Linked DNA regions of Homo sapiens: region 1 is linked to region 2. The links are chromatin loops, found by intact Hi-C in ENCODE. Cell type or tissue: HepG2. All regions are shown on one strand. Links, peaks and the distances in the headings refer to the core of each region. The heading gives the core; the rest is flanking DNA. Region 1 holds the start of LINC02008 (long intergenic non-protein coding RNA 2008). Region 2 has its middle 76 kb from the start of LINC02008.

Region 1 (2,811 bases), core at 231-2,730, 76 kb before region 2:
GGCCCGTTAAGAGACAGGGCTAGGAAAACACGCACCCATCAAACCAGAAAAAAACTTACCCCTCCGGGCAGGGTTGCTAAAGGAAGCCATGCCACAGGAGTTACAAGCCATGCCCTCAGGATTAAAAAAAAAAAAGATGGAAGCTTGATTTCAGCCAAAACTTTGCAGAGAATACCCACAGCGATATTTGGGGGTGTGGTGAGGGGGGGGGTGGCCTAGTAAAAAGTCTTCTAAAAGAAAAAAAAAAACTTTAAAAGCTAACTGCCCGCAGGGTGGAGAAAAGCAAAGAAAAGAAACAGTTAAAAATGCCTGTTTGGCCTGGCGCAGTGGCTTAGGCCTGTAATCCCAGCACTTTGGGAGGCCGAGCGGGTGGATCACAAGGTCAGAAGATCGAGACCATCTTGGCTTACACGGTGAAACCCCATCTCTACTAAAAATACAAAAAATTAGACGGGCGTGGTGGCGGGCGCCTGTAGTCCCAGCTACTCGGGAGGCTGAGGCAGGAGAATGGCGTGAACCCGGGAGGCGGAGCTTGCAGTGAGCCGAGATCGCGCCACTGCACTCCACCTGCGCGACAGAGCCAGACTCCGTCTCAAAAAAAAAAAAAAAAAAAAAAAAAAAAGCCTGTGAAAACCTCTTATTCTTATGCAAGTGGTTCCTTCACCGGGGAGAAAAGTTTAAGCTTCATTACTGTCCCATGGAGTAAAACCCTTTGGCTGGGGAAGGGGAAGGCTGCAGCAGCTTGTGGCTGGGAACCAGCCAGCCAACTAGCTGTGTGGGACCCCTGGGCCATGTGTCCCAGCCCTGGCAGGGAGAGGAGGGGAGGGGGAGCGAGGAGCCCCCACTTGCCTGCTCATTCTGAAAAAGGAAAGAAAGGGCCTTTCCCCAGGCCCCCCGGGAGCAATAGGGTTTGGGGGGCATGTTACCCCCACCCTCTGAACTCCAAGGATAAAAATGCTTAGGAGCAACAGTGAGAGGTTTTGAGTCCCCATTTCACTTACCACTTCTCGAGCCCCACGTTGTGCACCACAAATGTTGCAGGACTTTTCCTTAGTTTAGATAAAGACAGGATCCTTGTCTGTCCCATGGCCGTAAAAATTCAGGCTCACAGATGGTTTGAAGGGTGTGTAAAGCAGGGTTTTATTGAGTGAAAAGTAAGAAAAGGAGGAAACAGAGACTTTCACTAGGCCAGACTCCCTACTCGAGTACTTCCTGCCCGCCGTTCAAATCCCAGTTTCCACACAGGAAGAGGAGGGGCCAGGCTCTTCCCCGCTGCAAATGTCAGGAACTTCCCGAATCTCCACTCTAGGGGGCAGGCTAGTTGGAGGTTTTCCAGAGACCCTCTCCCACCGGACTGTCTCATCATCACCCAGGCTAGAGTTGAGTGGCGTGATCTTGGCTTTCTGCAGTCTCAACTTCTCAGGTTCAAGTGATTCTCTCAAGAATTCTTCGAATGGATATCTTTCCATTTATTTGTGATTTATTCCATTTTTTTCATCATTGGTTTATGCTTTTCAGTGTACAGATCTTTCACCTCCTTGACTAAATTTATTCCTAAGTATTTTATTGTTTATGATGCCATTGTAAATGGGATTAAAAATTTTTTTAGATAGTTCATTGTTTAGTGTATAAAAATGCATCCGATTTTTGTATGTTGATTTTATATCCTGCAACTTTATTGAATGTATTCATTAATTCTAACAGTTTCTTGGTGAAGTCTTTTAAGTTTTCTGCAAATAGGATCATGTCATCTGCAAATAGAGATAATTTTACTTCCTTTTTGAATTGTATGCCTTTTATTATGCCTTCTTGCCTAATTATTCTAGCTAGGACTTCAAGCGCTATATTGACTTGAGGGGAGGGTACTCTTATCTTGTTCGTGATTTTATATGAAAAGCTTTTAGCTTTTCATAGTGAAATATGATGTTAGCGATAGGTTTGTCCTAGAAGGCCTTTATTACATTGAAGTACTCTCTTTCTATACCTAATTTGGGCAGAGTTTTTATCATAAAAGAATGTTGAATTTTGTTAAGTGCTTTTTCAGCATGTATTGAGATGATCGTATGATCTCAATCATTCATTCCATCTTTTAAAAATACAACATCACTTTCGACAATGTGCTGTTGACTAAAGCAAGCCATATTCTAAGCCCCAACTCAAAGGGCAGAAAAAAACTTCTGCCCATGAAAAACCATAGTGAAAATGTGGTCACTGGGAGAGGTAAAGAATTGAAGCCAATTATTCAGTCTACAGCAAAATTCATCGCTATTTCAGAAAAAGAATTTATTGTATCCAGTATGCAGGGGAAGTCCTCATTCATTGAGTCATTTAATATGGCAGAATTTTACAGTGAGGGGTAACTAAAATGTTTTTCTCCTAAAGACTGAAATAAGACTTTAAGTAAAAAAATAATTGGCTGGGTACGGTGGCTCACACCTGTGATCCCAGCACTTTGGGAGGCTGAGGTGGGCAGATCACCTCAGTCAGGAGTTCGAGACCAGCCTGGCCAACATGGCGAAACCCCATCTCTACTGAAAATACAACATGGCAAAACCCCGTCTCTACTGAAAATACAAATATTAGCCGGGCATGGTGGCAGGCACCTGTAATCTCAGCTACTCAGGAGGCTGAGGCAGGAGAATCGCTTGAACCCAGGAGGCAGAGATTGTAGTGAGCCGAGTTCACACCATTGCACTTCAGCCTAGGTGACAAGAGCGAGACTCCATCTCAAAAAATAATAATCTGCAAATTGCTGTAATAGAAAAAAAATGCTCAATTTACGGCAAATCATCAGTGTCAAATGCTTGAATA
Region 2 (2,811 bases), core at 51-2,550:
GATTTGAAAATACTATACTGCTGACCTTAGAGATGGAGGAATCATACCATTAGCCGAAGAGTGTAAGAAGCCTCTAAAAACTGGAAAAGGCAAGGAAACAGATTCTTTCCTAGAGCCTCCAGAAGAAATACAGCTCTACTGACACTTTGACTTTAGCCCAGTAAGATCCCTTTGGGACTTCTGACTTCCAGAACTGTAGGATAACAAATTTGTGTTGTTTTAAGTCACTACATTTTTGGCATTTTGTTTTACAGCAGCAATAGAAAATACCTGTGGTATAGGGCTACTGACAGGATCTCCTTTCCTATGGTCTTGGCAGTAATGAAGCCACCGTAAGCTTATAAGCGTCATAATTGGCATCTACACTGACACTGAGGATATGGGGAGAATCTGAGTTATTAGTTTGGCTCTCCATGCAGCATTTGCTTGACTTTGCACTCCATTTTAAACCATGGAGGCCATTTTGTGTTTTATTATAATACCATTCCCAGAACATATTACGAATTGGAATTAACTGTGTCAGTTATTTAACAAAAGCTTCCGCTCTCTGTATCCACTTAGATGCAATTAATGAGCCAAAAGAGACCAATCATATTAGTTTTAACTGCTTGGCCTTAAGCTTACAGCAACTTCCTGCTTTCTTGCTTTGGAAAGGTCATCATAATTCTATTTTAAAATCCTAAAGATTACAAAACATTTAAAACACTTCCCTGAAAATTTTGTGAGCTCCCAAAACCCAGTCAGGTCAATAAAGAATTATCATTTAACATTTGTTAAGCATCCACAGCCTGGAAAGTATCATACCAGACAAAGAAAAGCAGACAAACACACTGAAGAAATTATGAGAACTTCTTTTGAAAAAAAATAACCCTCACCTATAGGTCCTGGGAGGTGATAATTCTGATTGACCAGAAGCAATGACTGAAACTTGATTACAAGCAACAAGCCATGATAAAAAAGCCACACTAATTTTTGTTCCTGGTTAAAATGTCAAGGTCTATGATTGGACTAGAGGAGTCAAAGATCTGAACTATTCTCTGATCATTTTGAGAGAAAGGTCAGTGTATGATGATATGTACTTCAGTAATAGGCTTGCAAATTTTGTGAAAATGATTTTTTCATCCTCCGTTCTTGTGGCTAATCTCTGAATTATTTTGGATATTGATGATGAACAAGGTTTTGTGCTACATGTTATAGGAGATACAATAATTAGTAAGGCCCCCATTTCAAGGATGTCGCCACCTAGTGGAAGAGAGAAAAATACATCCGTATGCACATGCTTCCCGGACGGTGGGAAGATCACATATTTCCCTCACCATGCTTAGCAGAAATTGTCTCATTAAAGATCCTTAATACATGACTAATTATGTAATTACAGCACAAGGTAGAATGAGGTGAAGATTAAGTTAGAGGTACAAACAAAATGCTGTATATTAAATGCTTCCCAATATTTGGAGAATGACTAGCTTATATAATTGCCAGTTGCTAAATAACAAAACTACGTTTGGAGTAATATAAATTGCCTAAGGTCAAAAACCTTTTATGTTGAAATAAAAGCAATTTTTTTTAATTAAATGAGCTTTTGGCTTGACTTTAAAGGAACTCCCATATAGATGTGGTGACAGGAATTTCAACCCCTTTCCTTTGCATCAGAGGAAAATCTGAATCCCAGGAATTAAGACTCATGCCATTCCCCATTCAACAGAGAATGCAACCATTAAAAGCTACTAAGGTCTCTGGGCTGATGCCAGACCCCAAGGGCTCCAGTGTACAATGCTGTCGACTCACTGGCAGCACTTAGCTTTACTAACAGAAGGAATGTTCTTTCCTCAATTTAGATTTAAATGATGCTACCTGTAAAATAGGAAAAACAGTTTAGATACGTAGGATGAACAAGTCTACAGATCTAATATACAACTTGAGGGCTATTGTTAATAACATTATACTGTATTTGGTATTCTTGCTAAATGAATAGATTTTAGCTGCTCTTGACACAAAAACAAAAAAAATTAGGTAACTATATGAGAAAATGGACATGTTAAATTGAGTCACTATAGCAGCCATTTTACTATCTATGGTATATGTATTCCATAACATCATATTGTATACCTTAAATATACACAATTACATTTATTATTTTAAAATGTTTGTATTTCTAAGATGAGCTTTCTTAGGAGTTTGTGTAACAGTGAAAACACCAGTGGGAGGTGGGGGGTGGGGGAAGGATCATAAAATTGAAGGATTCACTTTAACTTTCCTTCAGGGAACTGGAGCCTGGAGACTGCAAATTTGCAAACATATAGGATGACTTACCCAATGCTGGGAGCACCATTGAGACTGTGGGACTCAGGAAAGATACAGACTTTTTGTTTTGTTTTGCTTTGCTTTTTTTGTTTTGTTTTGTTTTGTTTTTTTGAGACGGAGTCTCACTCTGTTGCTCAGGCTGGAGTGCAGTGGCACGATCTTGGCTCACTGCAACCTCTGCCTCCTGGCTTCAAGTGATACTCATGCCTCAGCCGACTAGCTGGGACTACAGGCACACGCCACCATGCCTGGCTAATTTTTTGTATTTTAGTAGAGATGGGGTTTCACCATATTGGCCAGGTTGGTCTCGAACTCCTGACCTCAGGTGATCTGCCTGCCTTGGCCTCCCAAAATGCTGGGATTACAGGCGTGAGCCACTGTGCCCAGCCAGACACATTTAATAGCTCCACCTGTCAGGAAGGTCAGCATCTTTCAAGAGGCAGATGGGGCCAATTTCAGACAGGGAAACTTGAAGGGGTGGATGAAGTATATAAACAACAAAACAGG

Evidence for each region. Peaks named below come from ENCODE experiments on the same cell type or tissue, not always from the same donor. Only the 100,000 strongest peaks of a DNase experiment are listed, where the experiment ranks them.
Region 1: a loop joins it to region 2, with 2.4 times the contacts of the local background. A loop is called at or near these places in 3 of 110 quality-filtered maps.

The regions. Positions count from the first base shown.
Region 1 is chr3:81,984,572-81,987,382 of GRCh38, reverse strand. It overlaps LINC02008 (long intergenic non-protein coding RNA 2008), which reads right to left and starts at 1,241. Exons shown (of 9, transcript NR_147146.1): 1 at 1,002-1,241. RefSeq lists an enhancer at 1,131-1,425. In HepG2, for the core only: a CTCF peak has its summit at 1,303 (motif pointing right); a DNase peak (open chromatin) is centred at 1,252; H3K4me3 peaks cover 1,162 bases.
Region 2 is chr3:81,908,880-81,911,690 of GRCh38, reverse strand. No RefSeq gene overlaps it. Among named protein-coding and RNA genes, the nearest start is that of LINC02008, 76 kb to the left of the region's middle. In HepG2, for the core only: a CTCF peak has its summit at 1,255 (motif pointing left); a DNase peak (open chromatin) is centred at 1,240.